2 separate regions of the Mus musculus genome follow, and region 2 is linked to region 1. The links are chromatin loops, found by intact Hi-C in ENCODE. Cell type or tissue: heart. All regions are shown on one strand. Links, peaks and the distances in the headings refer to the core of each region. The heading gives the core; the rest is flanking DNA.

Region 1 (7,995 bases), core at 1,770-6,769:
AAAAAAAAATTTTTTTTTTAGCTGCATGATAGTGAGTGCCTGTAATTCCTGCTTTGGGAGCCAAAAGCTTGAGGATCAAGAATTCAAGGTCATCGTTAACTACACGGTAAATTCCACTCCAGCTTGCCTACATGAAACAATATAGGAGGAAAAAATTTACAGAATAGTAGGGGTATTGCTAAAAAGATAAATAAAACACACTTTTCTCTCTAATCGTTTTCTTTTATTGAGATAGTATCTCTCACTTTATTAGCCCTTGCTACCTTTAAAATCATTGCAATTCTCATGTCTCAGCCTCCCAATGCTGGGATCTCAGTTAATCTTTCCATCCAATTAGTCTTATTTCTGAGTACAAATTTCCTTTCAGACTTGTGCCACATGTTTTGATTAAGAGAACCTGGGCATTTAGGGATCGACCTGGAGACTGGAGGTGTGACTTAGTCCACCATACCACCACCAAAGTGGAATGCCATGTTCCTGAAGAATCCACAATGTCAAAACATCCAGCGTATCTATCTATAGCTAACATCTTTTTTCCTAGCATTTTTATCACGTCTCCTCCAAAGCATTCAACTTAAAGTTGAACCAACTGTTTTCACAGTCATTTCAAGGTTTACATAAGATTTAATTGTAATTACATGAATAAGCCCAACTGGAATAACCAGATTTGGGAACAAACAACTGACACTTGGCAAGCCTTCTGGGTAGAAGCCAAAGGGGACAGAGGCACACCCCACAGCTGCCCACTGGGCAGAAGCTGCAGATTAATAACCAGAATGTTCTGCACCTATGGCCAGGAGGCTAGGCAAGCAGGTTAGTTAGGAGAACTAACAAGTTTTGGGGAGATCTGGGCCAATAATATCAGTAGGGTTTGAACACTGCAACTAACTTTAAATTAACATGGCCAGAGCTTAATTCCAAATACTACCATGACCAAGACAAAGTAACAAATTCAAAACATCCCAGTTTGGCCTTTAACAAGTGTTTATATACTTGACTTAATATAATTTTCCCCTCATCCTCTTTCGAGACAGTTCTATTGTTAATAGAACAGAAACCAGACAGAAACTCTAAAAGATGTCCTCCTTTTGAAGTTTAAATAATCAGGACACTTACAGGGGCCTCTCAGATCCCTAGACAAACCCAGTATGGGGGAGGGAGGGGAGCAGTTCTAACCATGTGAACTGAAATATCTATCTAGTAACCCTCTTAACTACAAAATATTTCTAGCTGGTTATTTGGGCCAGTGGCTATAGACAAAAATATTCAACTCCCAACAAAGAAGGCTCAGCAAGTAATCCACATGGTAGAACCAGCTCCTCCAAGCTGTGCCCTAGCATCCTTATGTGTGAGGTAGCATCCAGAGCCACCTCACATACACATACAAATAATTTAATTTTTTTTTGGGGGGGGGGGGCAGTGGTAGAACACACCCAGCACTTGGGAGGCAGAGGCAAGTGGATTTCTGAGTTCGAGGACAGCCTGGTTTACAGAGTGAGTTCCAGGACAGCCAGGGATACAGAGAAAAACCTGTCTAGGAAAAAAAAAAAAAAAAAAAAAGATTGTGTGGATATATCTGTAGAAATATCAGCCCTTTAAAAAAGAGTAATAAAGGCGGGAAAGATGGTTCAGAGTTTAAGAGCAGAGGCTGCTCTTCCAGGACTTGGGTTCAATTCCCAGCACCTACATTGCAGCACCTACATGGCATCCTGTTAATTCCAGTTTCAGGATATCCACAGAGGCATGCAGGCAAAACATCAATGGGCATGAAATATTAATTATAAACAACCCAGAAAATAAGAACCCACCTGAACATATATTATTATCCATTTTAAATTTAACGCATCATCAACCTGGCTTTGCTTCTGTATGCCATTCTTATAGTGGGTGTCCAACGTTGCTGCCACCTACAACTGGGGTTGTTTGGTACCACAGCTTTCCTAGCACATGCAAGACCCTAAATTCTACCAAATATAAAGCATTTCCACCCTAGACTCCTTGGGAAAGGAAAGGATTTTCCAAGACAAGTAAAGTATTATAAATGTGGGAAAAGGAAAAACAAGGCAACTAACAACTTCAATTCTCCCTTCAGAGCTGTAAAATACCACCATGTTTATTTAACAAAGGAAAAGCAAGCTAACTCTTGGAGACATTCTCACTACCTAGTCCTGGCTGGCCTGGAACTTCCTGTATAAACCAAGATGGCCTCAAACTAAGATATGCATGCCCACCTCTGCCTCTGCCTCCCAGTGCTGGGGGTTAAAGGTGTGTACCAACCATGACAGAAGACAGCAATCATTTCATTTGACCATTTTTTGTGCTAGAGATCTAACCCCCTGAGACTTTGTCCATGCCAAGAAAGCACTCCAGCACTGAGCTACCTATTTGCAGCTATAATTGTAGTACAACTCTGTTTCTGAACTTTATGAGGTTAACTCCCTTTCTGCGGTCTTGGGGTAGTCTTGGGTATGTTTTAGAGAGGGTCTCATATTTCCAGCTGCTGGCCTTCTACATGCTATGTAACAGGATGACCTTGAACTCCTGACCCTCCTCCTTAAACCTCCTAATTCAATACCATCGGGCCCAGTGTATTTGGAGATAGGGACTGAAAACAGGAATTCCTGTTTGCTAAGACAAAACAACTGAGCCACACAGGGAGCAGGGAATGTTTGAGAAGGTTTTTTATGGAGCCCAGAAGGGCATGAACTGGGACTGGATATGTAACTAAAGATGACCTTTAACTGTCTCCACTTTACAAGTCTGGAATTAGAGGAATTTGAAAAACTTGATCCCTAAACAGATTAGGTTAAGCTGGTGACACAACTCTGTCCACAGGGAAAGGTAAAGTCTTCCAAACAAGCCTTAAGTTCTGAATTCAACACCAAGTAAAGATGAAAGTGCAGAGTCAGCATTGTCCTGTGATTTCCACATGTGAGGATGTCATGGCATGTGCTATTTTTAACATTATTATAACTCAGGGGTACAAATTCTGCTAAAGTCATCCTGAACACCAGTCTGATCATTGGATTTTGAAGTGTCTGCTCCTATCTGGTATCAAGCTAAGATCAAATGGCCTGGTTATCATCCCCTACTTCCCCTAAGAATAACCATCTACAGGAATGATGGCAGAAAATACACACTGGGGGAAACATGCAACTGTTTTATTGTCCAAGTGAATTGGGGCTCTGAAAGGCACCCTTTTCCAGTTATCTAAGGTACTGTAGTGGGAGTCATGCCCAACACAATTAAGACAGGATTATATTTCAATTTATGAGGTTCTCAAGGATGTCATTTAATAAGAAATATAATACTAGTTTCTCCCAAAGCCTTCCATCTACAATCACACTCAAACTCTTGGCTAAGGCAATAAACTAAATCGAAGGCATGTAAAGCTTTTGAGACCAATTGCAGGAAGCATGCTACCTTCCACCAGCCAGCTCAAGTAATAATGCCACCTTCCACTTACAGCGGCACACTGTTTTCTATCTTCCGCCCACATAATCTCAGTAACTTAGTAAAGTGACAAAAGCAGCTGTGACTTTCCACTTTGAACCACTGATTCTGTTAAGAACTAAGCCCAGTGGATCTCTAAATCAAGTGCTCTTTGGAGTCCTTCCTCTCCGGAGTCCCCAAGATACAGTAAGGAGCAGATGACTGGGCACAGACAAGACAGCTCTTGCCCAAAAACAAGGAAAAGCTTAAGGCAACAGCTGATGCTATGCAACATCCCCTTCAAAGTTATCATGCCACCTCCTGGAAAGGCACCCCAACGCAACAAAGTAACAAAATCCTCAAACTCCAACCATATAGAAGGTTAAAAAAAGCTCTTCCTAAATGCAATTTTCTTTCCTTTCACTAGCATGGGTGTGAGTGGGAATTACAGTGATACGTCCCACAATCAAAAGACCTAGAACTGTGGAGTGAAAATATTCCTGTTAAGGAGCCTCACCCCTGCTCTCCTGCCCCTAAGTAGTTTGAGAAGGTTCAAGGGCACTCGGTGAGGGGTAAAAGGCTTCCCAATGCTCACCTGCTGGGACCTGGAACACTGACTCAGAGCGGAAGGTCCAGGTCGGGCACATCCCTCACAGGCCCTTGCCTCCTCCCACGCCCCGCACCGCACAGCACAGCACCGCACTCCCGGAGCTCCTACTCAGGCAGCGCCTGGAACCTCCCGCCCGACTTTTGACAGCACGGAGGAAAGGAAGGTTCCACTGGGCTGTCCCTTTGTGACGTCACAATGACAACAGACAGCGGCAGCTCGCGAAGGGGGAGAACCGAGGACTCAAAGCCACTGGGGGCAAGGGGCGGAGAGAGGACGTGACGGCCCGGATGGGGGGTGCAAAGGCGCAAGGCAAAAGAAGGCCGCGGGGAGGGGAGGGGGCGCGCTGACGTCTCTCCTGCTTAACCTGTTGCTCGAGACTGCGCTGGAGCCCGCGGGCAGGGCGGCGTAAGAGCTGAGCCTTACGCGCGGCGGGGGGCGCCCGAGGCATCTTTCCCTTCCTCACCCCCACCACCACCACCCCCTAGCCTCACTCACCCAGCCCGTCCCGCCCCGAGTCAGCACGCCGAGCCACCCGCGAGCCCCACCCACCCGCCCAGCCAGAGCACAACCCGGAGTCTGCCCCCTACAGGCCGCCCGCGCGCCCGCGGCCCGAGCCCGGGCTACGGCCCAAAGCGCTGTGGGCCCCGTGCACCCTCCCGGCCGGCTGCGTCCGGAGCACCGCGTGAGCAGACTCGGCTCCCGCAGCAGCAACTCACGCTCTGCCTCGCACAGCCACCGCCGGCTTGCGGCCGGATGTCCAGACTCCACAGGGTCCGCTGGCCTCCAGCAAAAAAAAACAAAAAAACAAAATGCCTACCCACGGTGTTCTCCAACTTATCGGGGTCCGGGATAGGGTGGGGGTTCTCGTCCCAAGTTCTACCCCATATCCTTTGTGGCTACGTCAGGAGACATGCTCTGGGAAGGAGTCCACGCTCCAAGGCAAGGCTGTGTGTCCATGCAGTTTCTACACATCGAGTTTAAACTAGTCCTTTGCGCTTTACCCGGCCCACTGCAATGCGGATGTATTTTAATTCTTAAATTCCTTATGGAGTAGGCTTTGTAAGTTGAGCTTCATTTAATCTTACGTTTCTTTCAAGTTAAGTTTACGTGTATAGATTAGGATCAGCTCTCCGGGAGAAATTCAGGTTTTCCATTAAATGTGTGTGTGTGTACACATTTAACAAAACCACTGCCCAGAAGGTCATCTCCCATTATACACTCCTCTCTAACCAAAAAGGAAAAATATTAAGACCAAATCATCGACCCTAGTTAAATAAAACTTTCTCATAGGGTCGCATTGTTCTTTATTTATCTTCAAGGGCCTTTTTTTTTTCTGGGGGAAAAAAGTGTACTTTGCTCTAAAGCATACGCAGCTAACCACCGGATCACTCGAGTGCATATTTGGTTAATCCCCTGGTTTCCCTCTCTACTCCCTCCCCCCAAACTTACAAAAAAAAAAAAAAAAAAAAAAAAGCCACTACACAAAACAAAAACACTCCCTATGCCAAGCAAGACGCTGCTATACTGTGCACAAAACAAACCTAACCATCACAACCCAATCTCAGAAACCCAGTTTTCAGGGAGAAATTATTCGTATTAACATGCATTCACTCAGGCACACATATACTTTTACATGAGCTATGTTTTTCCCCTCAAACTAGAAACCATGAATCTTTAGAACCAAAACCAGCCTCTTTATAAAAGTCAATACCAATAAATGCATTCCCAGTAACATGATTCCCAACTGGGTCATGTTGCAAGCTAGATAAGCCAAAAGGGCCACATATATTAAATGATGTGCCAGTGCTAGAAGATCGCCATAATCGTACTCTGGATTGCAACTTAGCTTCCAACACACATACCTTACACGATTTTCCAAATAACACTAATAACAGGCTCATTTGTATGCAAAGTGCAATATGGGACCAAATCCGCCCGAGAATGCAGTTAGATCACTGCGGGGGCCCCCACACACAGAACCCCAACCTCCACCAAAACCCCTTGCCTTTCACCAAAACTACATCAACGTTGTGTCATTCGAGGTCAATTTATATACTTGAGGTATCTCTACACCAGTCTGTTTTCTCAACCAAACTAGGCAGACACGACTTTGCCTGAAAAGCCCTTTCGGAAAAGAAAGAGCTTTATCGGACGCTGTTTAAAACCTTTCAGCTGCAGAATTATCTATAAACTTGACATTCACAACCATCGCTTAAAACTGCAAGCCAAAGGATGTGTTGTTAAGAGCACTTACGTATTTCTTCTGAATGATATTCCTCTTGGGTCTTTCCTTGCTCATTCTGAGATCCAAATGCTGATTGCAAAAGGGGACAATTGCTTCATGAATTTAAAGCCGTCAGAAATTTGCAAAAAAATATCCTGGTGGTTTTTATTGTTGTTGGTGGTGGTTGATCTTGTAATCCGACTTTTCTTCCTCTTCCCCCAAAACCAGATTCGCCTTGAAATAAATCCGAAATTGAGAAGGATAAAAGAAAAAATATAAAAAGAGCCAAAGACGAGCGAAGCAAACAAGAAAAATTCACTTTAGTAAAACACTCATAATGGAAAATTTCCCCCGAAACATACAACAGACACAAAAAAAGAAAAGAAAAAAAAAGAAGAAAAAAAAAAAAACCGACGCCCTTCACTCCCCCCCTTTTTCTTCCAAAAACTACATCAGCGAAACGTGAAGGTCCTTAGTATCTGATCTGTAGTTACATCTTGAAGAAGAAAAAAGGAAAAGATAAATTTAAAATGTTGGAAGTCACGTTTGTGCTGCAGCAGCAGTGCGAGCAGAAGAGTCAACTCCAGCGGCGGCGGTGGCGGCGGCAGCACCACAGCGGAGGGCTCGCCGAGTCTCTTTTTTCCAAGCCCCTTAACCAATGAGAGAGAGGCTAGCCAGCCCAACTTTAAATGGACTCTGCTTTTATACAAGTTAGGGCTCCTCGGCTAATTCGCCACCTCCCGCCAGCCGAAAACTCCCACAGCTGAGCCCCCCGCACGCCTGCCTAACCTCTGCCCACAAGCCCCGGCCCGGTGCGGAGAACTCCCGCAGCCCCGTCGACGAGACCCCGGAAAGGCCTCCACGAAGCCTCTGCGGGCCGCCCGTCAGGCGCCTCTCCCACGCCGAGCCCAGTCGTGGAATTGAGAGAGGCTCCCTAGCTCAATGCATGGCACGCTCGGTCGCTCCACCTCAGCCCCTTCCCCCCCCCCCCCCCCACCCGCAGTCCGCTCACCCAACAGTCGCCGCATGCAAACCTTCGCCACTGCCCTCACGTCTACCTGCAGCCGGGCAGCTGGGTACCAGTGCCCCAGGACGCCCGGCCCGGGGGAGAGCCGCCTATTCCCGGGGCACCTTAGAATAGTCCCCTTGATCTTCTGGAAGTTGTAGTCCCTTGACTACAAAATGGCTATGGCCACGGAAGCGAAGAACTACAATTCCCAGCGTGCCCCACGCCTCCTGTCACTCAACTCCCTTTTCCCCGATCGCTTCCCCCTCCCCCTTCCCCGGGCCCTGCCAACAAACGCTTGGACGTGTCCCGCGTGCGACACTGCTAGAGGCTGGCTCGGGATTGGCCCGCGGAGCGTGTGGTCCGGGAGCGAGGAACTCCCCACGCCGGCCCCGCCCCCCAGTCCCCTCCCCGCGGGGGCCGCCCTCCCGGCCCGGCCCGGCTCGGCCCGGCCCCGCGCGCCCCGCCCCGCCCCCACCCCGGGCGCGAACCGCCTGTGGAATCGAGGAATCGGCGCGCGAGAGCGCGCCCGCGGGCCCGCGAGGGCAAGCCGCCAGGCTTCCCGGGGGAAAGGCCTCGGAGCGTGGCGGCGGCGGCGGCGGGGGGCGGTGTCAGCGAGGGGTTGGAGCGGGTCCTCAGCCAAACTGGGCCACGCACCAAGAGGGATCCTCGCTCGGTGCGAACTCGCTGATCGGCAGCGCCCGCTTGCTTCAGCCGTTGCCG
Region 2 (7,995 bases), core at 1,262-6,261, 430 kb after region 1:
CTGGAAACCAAACTCTAGTCCTTTGCAGAAATGGCACACTCTTAATCACTGAGATATCCTACAGTGAAGACCTTTTCTTCTTATATCATTTGCTAAGTATTGTGTGGGAATGGTGTTGAATACAGGATGGGGTCCATATGAATGAGTACATAGCAAATAGTGACCAAGGGCATCATGGGAGAGAAAAATACCTTCAACTGGCTGAAATTGCACAGGGAAACTAGACTTTCAGAGCCCCCAAATTGAGTGTGTGGGGTTTGTCCAGATCTCCAAAGGATAGGGAGGCCCAACTGTACCAAGTGTCTTGGTTAAAGGCACAGTACAAAAATTCAACCACAGTGCGACATTAAAAAATCAGGAGGCCAGAGAGGAGAAGGATAGACTTGTTGCCTCCTCTTGGGATGGGAAAATGCCTGAGGTAAGGAGAGCACAGTTAGGGACATTGGAAGGGGAGTGGCTTAGCCAGTCAGAAAGATTGAGGAGAGAGAGAGAGAGAGAGAGAGAGAGAGAGAGAGAGAGAGAGAGAGAGAGAACGAGAGAGCACAGGAACAGGCAGTTTCAAGACAAATCCTATTGGAGCCTGCTGGGAGATGCTCAAACACCCCAAAGGGACACGTGCACGGACATGTGTGTGCTCGGATTCTGTTCTTCCTTTCCTTATTTAGTTCCCTGTTTTCTCTTCCTTGTTCCCTTCGGCCCCCTGTGAATGGTAGCGCCTTCCTCAGGAAAGGCTTTGTTAAAAACCCATCCTTGATGCAAGCCATGGAAATGAGGGAATGAACGGAGGAAGGCCCGCCCTCCCGCCCGCCCGCAGTGTGGATTTTTGAGATTGCGTTGGTGTTGGTCACCTGCTTCCTTTTGCCTGTAATAGGAGTCATGCGGCTTAAAAACCCTGACTGCTGATTTGAAAATTTACCTCATGCAGTGATTGATAATAGAAGCTTTCGGGAATGAATCAAAAGGGGAAAAAAAAGTGGGGGAGGGGCTTGTGAGGTGTGTGTGTGTGTGGGGGGGAACATGTGAATTGTTGAAAATTGGGACGGCTGAAGCTCCACTTAGCTTCCAGTGAATGGGGTTCAGATGTCCGAATTTGGTAGGGAAACTGAGGCACAGAGAAAGAAAGGAGGCTGGCTGGCTCTTCATCACATCCTCTATCATATTCCCCCTCTCCTCTCCAGCTCCCCCTTCTTTTCAGTCCTAGGGATGGATCCTGGGCTAGGCAAGAGGAACCATTGCTGTTGTTTTTCCTAAAAAAAAAAAACAAAAAACAAAAAACAAAACAAAAAAAAAAAACCAAAAAAACCGGTGAAATGCTGCAGTTACCTGTGGCACTTTATTTTAAACCAATTGGTGGCAGACAAGTTAAAGTGCGACCTCTTGCAGACAGATCTTCTATTTGCAGTGGCCATTCCTGTCCATTCCTTGGAAGCTTCTGCTGGGCCCCTGAGACTGTGTAAAGTGCTGAGCAAGCCAGAAGTGGCTTTTGTGTCTGTGCGTGAGCACACTTGATGGTCATTCCCCAGGAGTGGTTCACAGTCTTTCTCTGGCTTGTTACTTACCCGGTAAGGTAGGCTGTCTGGCTGGTCAGCTCCAGGAACTTTCCTGTTTCCACCTCCTTAGCTTTGGGATCACACATGCCTGGCAGCTCCCTCACCCCAAAGATGGGTTCTAGGAATCGAACTCGAGTACTTGTGCTTGTAAGGAAAGCACTATACTGAAGCGTCTCTCCAGACCATTGCAGAAGATGCTAGAACAAAAGAGAGGGCATTCTATCCTGCAGGGGCTTCTTCCCTAGTGGGAACGCATTCTCCGTCTTTCCCCGACGGCCTGTTTTTGTAGCAGGATCCTTCCGAATGGCTTGGCGTCTATCATCAGACTTTCAAGACTCCCAACTCTGTCACAGTTCTCTTTGGGCTGTGTTTAGGTTCAGAGGATAACAGAAGGGTGTTGGAGGGGACCCAGCTTCAGTTAACCCTGAGGTTGAGAGACCAAGCAAGGTTAGGGATCTGGTTTGTCCTGGTTATTGTCAGGGATGGAGGCGAGAGGAAGGAAAGGACCTGAGCGTTGTGATAATCACGTCTGATGTATCTTTACCCAGACCAGTGATAGCTTTAGCATCACTGAAAATCTCCAATGGCGAGTTCTAAAACACACAGCCCAAACACTTGAAGAACTTAAATTGTTCCTCCTCAATTCTCTGGGCCCATCTCCAGAGGCATCGACTCAGCCAGGCTGAGAACAGCTGTTCTAGAAGGTTCTCTCAGCCTCCAGGAACAGCTGTTTGGAATGGAGTCTTTAGACAGTGAGGGTTTTGGTACTGTGAAAGTATTGCATGCTTGTGTGGGAAAAGGTTGTCAGAGGAGCCAAGTGAACAGTTTTGATCCCTAAACAACGCGGCCACAGAGAGTCTTGGTTCAAAGGTCCTTCGGCCTGACCTGCAGAGAGGCTTGGATTCCACACTCCCGGGTCAGAAGGAGGCGTTCTGGCTGCCCCCGAGGACAGCCAGCTCGCAGCAGGTTCACTGGCTTCTCTACCTCCCGGGCTGTGTGGTTTGGTTTCCTGAACTGACCTATCTAAGCAGGCGGCTGACTCAGTTCTTGGCCCAGGAATACAGGAGAGCCTTACATAACCATGTAGCTGAGCTCTTGGAAGGAAAGTCCATGCCATGTGAGGAGTGAGAGGCCAGCTCTCAATGGCGGAGGGGACTTGGTTCCCAGGCTAGCTTGGAGGGAGTGGCATCAGAGCTCCAGGCCCAGAGCTGTCACAGGGCAGTGTTTATTTTTGAGTCATCTGCAGCATACATGTGACTAACAACCTCGTGTCCTAAAAGTTCATCTCCTGGCGAGGTTTCCGTTGCTCTCTTGGGCTTGCCTGAAGACTCAGTTCGGGTATTTTAAAGGATTTGCTGATGGAATGGGGGGGAAAAAAAAGGAATGAAATAAAAGAGGAAGACGTGACTACTTCTAGACTACGGAGATTTTTATTGTAGATATAAGGGAGAAAGCAGGCAGAGCGAAGGGTCCAGGGTGAACATGGTTGGCCTACTAAAACGGACCAGGAGAGGAGAGGAGAGGAGAGGAGAGGAGAGGAGAGGAGAGGAGAGGAGAGGAGAGGAGAGGAGAGGAGAGGAGAGGAGAGGAGAGAGCAAGAGAGGCAACTCAGACTGTGAGATAGGGGTAGCCAAAATGGCCAAGTTATATAGAGACCTAAAGCTGGGGGGAAGGGAAGCCCAGCCCCTGGAAGAGAAAGGTTTATGGTAGGGAGTGAGGTGAGAAGTGCTGGGAGGAGCCACATGTACTGAGGAATGCTGGGAGGAGACACGAGTACTGAGGGATGCTGGGAGAGCTGGGAGGAGCCCTAGGTACTGAGGGATGCTGGGAAAGCTGGGCGGAGCCACAGGTATTGAGTGAGACTTGTCCTTGGTTTGATACCTAACACTGATAATGTCTTCTTAGAATGTATTTGTAGCTTTCCTTCCTCCGTCCATCCCTCTCTCCTCCCTCCCTTCTACCAACTTCCCTTTTTTCCTTCTGTGATGCTTGCTGTCTGGATCTCTAGTGTATGGCAGGCACTGGCATGAGAGTTTTCCCTCCATGACTGCACACCTTCCTCACACAAGCCAAGTCATTTTGACAAAAAGACTATTTGACTTACTGTTCCAGAGGAGATACAGGCCATTATAGTGGGGAAGACTTGGTGGGAGGAACTTGGGGAAGCAGAGGGAGAACAGGAGGAAGTGGGGCTGTGCTACCGAACCTCAAGGCCCACCCCTGATGATGCAGGGCTCCATCTTCGGAAGATCTCACAACAGCGCCACCAGCTGGAGACCAACGTTCAAACACACAAGCCTATGAAGAGCGGTTCACATTCAAGTCAGAGCAGTGGGTGACTGGGATCTGAAATTTAAGTCCACAGTCTTCTGACACCAGATGTCATTCCTAGCCATTTCACCTGGGGAGCGGTGTGGACACAGTTCTGGTGACCTCATCTAATCCTCTCTCTATGGTTGGGTGGGTCTCTATACATTATTCTGATCTACACTATTGTGTATCTAGTTCCTCAGCAATTAGAGCTTTTCCTGGTCACTCTGTGCTTCTCCACCACATTTTCTTGATCAGGCTAAAGTGTGGGAGTGACTCTGGAATCTTCCTCCTCCTCCTCCTCCTCCTCCTCCTCCTCCTCCTCCTCCTCCTCTTCCTCCTCCTCCTCCTTGTCACAGCCTACACTCCAGCTATCAGTAGGATTCCTATAATACAGATACCCAACCTTTTGCTCACAGCTGTCAAGACTGAGTCAGCCTTCGTTGGATTCTTGTGTAAAAATCTTCCGGGGCCTTCTTGACTCATTCTGTTAGTGTCAGTGATAAAGTTACTGCCTCTCGACTCCAAACTATGCTTCTTTTATGCTGCTGGAGCTCAGCTACTGAACCCCTGAAAGCCCCATCTCTGCTTTGTTCTCGGACTCTAACAAAGTTGGGCCCAACAGAAAGGCTGCCAGAGGGAGGAGAAAGCAGGGTCGTGATTCTTCCTGGGTTGCTTTCTGTGACTTCCTGTTGGCCTGCAGGTCCTAGGAACAGCACCTCAGCCATTTCCCCATGGAGTTCTTTCCTTTATCAGAAGTTCAATTCTCTTTGCAAACTTCCCCTCACTGGAGAACTAGCCTCATAGCACTTCTTCAAGGACAACTCTCTTGTTGTCTCAGAGGTCTGGGCTCCAACCCAGCGTCTAACTTTGATAATCTAGTACCATCTTCCTGTTTTCCCACCTCTAAGGATGGAGACAGTTTCCCTCCATGGTTATTTCAAAGGCATCTTGATTTCTTTTTCTAGCCTTTCACTTACCAGGATGTCGACTTTATATTGAGGTTCTTTGTGTGTGTGTATGTGTGTGTATGTTCTGTTTTGTTGTTTTGTTTTTTCATTAAATTAGTGTGGTGGTTTGAATATGCTTGGCCCAAGGAGCGGCACTATTAAGAGGTGAAGTCTTGTTGGAGTAGGTGTGGCCTTGTTGGAGGAAGTGTGTCACTGTGGGGGTGGGCTTTGAGACCCTCCTCCTAGCTGCCTGAGGAGTCAGTCTTCTGTTTGCCTTCGGAACAAGATGTAGAACCCTCAGCTCCTCCAGTGCCCTACCTTCCTGAATGCTTCCGGCCATGATGATAATGGACTGAACCTCAGAACTAGTGAGCCAGCCCCAATTAAATGTCCTTTGTAAGAGCTGCCTTGTTCATGGTGTCTCTTCACAGTAATGAAACCCTAAGACAATTAGCATTGTTGAAATAACTGGTGTGTCTCTGTCTCCAAATGGGGACTAGATATGTCAAGTCCAGGTCAACGTTCTCACTTATGATTTGGCGTCTGCTTCTCTTGGAAAAGCCCCCCCCCTCCCTCCCTTCCACATGATCTTCTACCCTTCTTGGCTATTTGGCAAACATAACAATCCTTCTCTTGCTCAGAGCGTTCAATATTTCTGCCTCCTCCAAACACTGCTTCACAATTCTGTAGGCTTCTGTTTAGATCTTCCTGTAATGTATTCTCTTTTATAAGACTTTCCAGGAAAACCCTTCAACACTCCATACACACTCTTCTCCATCTTTTTCTTAATTTTGTCTATTTTTTCCACAGTCTCTATCACTATCTATGTTAGCAAACAAAATACGTGAGGTAATTAATTGATAAAGATGAAGAGGTTCATTTTGCTCCATAATTTCAGTTCCTGGTCACTTGGTGTTGTTGCTTTAGGGCCTGTGACCGAACAGTACACCATGATGGAAGTATGTGGCAGAGGAAAATTTTTATATACTTGCAGTTGGCAAGAAAACAGAGACGAGGGACCAAAGTTTCAGTGGTTTTCAGTGGTATGCACCCAACCTCTGAACAAAGTCCTACCTCCCAAAGATCCACTACCTCTCAGGAACACTAGGACTACGGACCAAACCTTGTACCAATGGCCCTTTAGGGGACACTCAAAATCAAATTGGATCCGCATCTAAGTCCACTTGCTTATGCACTTGTTAACTGGCTCTTTCCTTTGAGTAGAAGCTGCTGGAGACCAGAGACTTCTGCTTCAGTGACTTCTACATCTCAGAACTTGCAATAGCATCTGGTACCTTAAGTGCTTGATATATATATATATATATATATATATATATATATATATATATATCCACTGAATGAAGAAAGTGTTGACATTCTGAACTCTTGGGACTAAGAACTACCCAGGTCAAAGTGTTCTGTATAATGAAGACTCTGATGTAATAGAGACATCAGGAACAGCAAGAACTAACCCTTATTCTTGAAGATTTAGCATCCTTCCCTGTTTCTCTCCATTGTTGCTGGTAGACCTAAGAAACAAAATCTGATGCTGAACCTGTGTCATTTCCTCTCTGCCTTAGATGTCCTGCTGATGTCTTTTGAAATGGTGATAGGACTAGAGAGAATGCCCCAAGTCTATCTGCTCCTCTGAGCTCAGTTCACAAGGAAAAGGTGTGAGAGTGAGGGTTGTTGCCATTTTGTTTTTTGCTTCTGAGACACTTTGTGCTCCATAGCCCTGTCTGGTTGGGTATTCACAATATTGACCAGGCTGGTCTTAAAGACATGGTAATTCCCCTGTCTCATCCTCTAGAGTGGTAGGATTAGGTTGTTGGCTTTTTTGTTGTCATCTCCACAGAGGCTGTATCTTTAAGGGTGTGTGGTGGGGATCGGGGTATCTCATTTCTAACATGGAGCCTAGCTCTCTAATCCAGGAGAGCTAATAATACTCTTAGACCAAGAAGAGGAGAGGCAAGAATTTATCATCAGCAATTACTGACTTATTATCCTCACAAGATTGAAGGTTGAACCAACCCTAAATCCGACTCACTGCAAGTTATCCCCTGCCCTGTTGCATTGTGGGTGAGCTCCGTGGATTACAATGGCAGCTGCTGGGTTCTCACTGCCGTGAGTCACCTGTTATTTCATGTTTGCCTTGGATCCCAGCCCCGTGGGTTTCAGAAGGTGCTGAGCTGGCCAGTGTTCTTGGCTTGAGAACACAGGTGTGACCGGTGCCGTGTGAAATGCTAGCAGCAGCTAGAGCCGAGGATCTGATAGGAAGCTTGACGTACTGGCTTTCATCGGCTCTGCTTTGCTTGGCCACATGTGACCCTGCACTTGGCAGAGTGAGGGCTGAATCAGGCTCCAGACAGCTTCTTTCACGGTCCTGTTTTGGCTCTTAAATAACGAACTGAAGCAACCCTGTGATGCTTGGGGCTGTCTGCACTGTCTTTAAATCCAGTGACCTGTGAGAAAAGATTCTTAAGCATACAGAACCCGTTCTTCCAAGGATTTCGGTTTAGAATTTTATTTTTCTCTCTTTCTGATTTTGCAACTATGATTATTGTTTGCCGAGCCCCATTTGAAACCAAAATCCTGAATTCTATTAACTCATCTTTTTCAGGACTTACTAAGTTAAGTTAATTAATTAACTGTTTGCTTGTTTATTTATTTATTGTATCCTTTATGTTTATGCCTATAGATGCTGGAAGAAGGTATTGGATTCTCTGGAAATTGACTTACAGGCAGTTGTTAGCTGCCCGATTGTAGTGCTGAGAACCAAACTCTGGCCATTTGTATAAGCATCAAGCACTCTTAACCTCTGAGCCTTCTTTCTAGCCCCGATGATTTAACTCTTGAAGTACAGATTGCAAGCAGGTTACAAAGCAGCCAGAACACCCTGAACTGTGCTAGAGAAACACGCACATGACTTGGTTGTTGTCCTCAGGAAGGGCACGATTTAGAGAAACAGGAGACGTGAATGGTCACTGATAACAAGACTGGAATATATGCAGGCATTAGATTGTTTGTGTAGATACAAGTGCTCTAGAAACTCAGGGCCAGTGCGATGGCTCCGTGGGTAAAGGCAACTCCTGTTTAAACCTGATGACCTGAGTTCCATCCCTGTCTACATAATAAATAGACAACTTCTGCAAGTTGTCCTCTAACTCTCACACATGCGTAGTCAT

Evidence for each region. A loop is a pair of places that touch in the nucleus more often than their neighbours do. Peaks named below come from ENCODE experiments on the same cell type or tissue, not always from the same donor. Only the 100,000 strongest peaks of a DNase experiment are listed, where the experiment ranks them.
Region 2: it touches region 1 in a loop (2.6-fold over the local background); 10 of 42 quality-filtered maps call a loop at or near these places.

Annotation. Positions count from the first base shown.
Region 1 is chr13:44,730,218-44,738,212 of GRCm38, reverse strand. Jarid2 (jumonji, AT rich interactive domain 2) reads right to left here and starts at 6,942. Exons shown (of 18, transcript NM_001205043.1): 1 at 6,297-6,942. The coding sequence starts at 6,341. In heart, for the core only: CTCF peaks have their summits at 4,459 and 4,661 (motif pointing left); DNase peaks (open chromatin) are centred at 4,272 and 4,622; H3K4me3 peaks cover 3,288 bases; H3K27ac peaks cover 3,555 bases.
Region 2 is chr13:44,301,142-44,309,136 of GRCm38, reverse strand. No RefSeq gene overlaps it. Among named protein-coding and RNA genes, the nearest start is that of Gm29676, 45 kb to the right of the region's middle. In heart, for the core only: a CTCF peak has its summit at 3,828 (motif pointing left); DNase peaks (open chromatin) are centred at 1,586, 2,646, 3,296 and 3,826.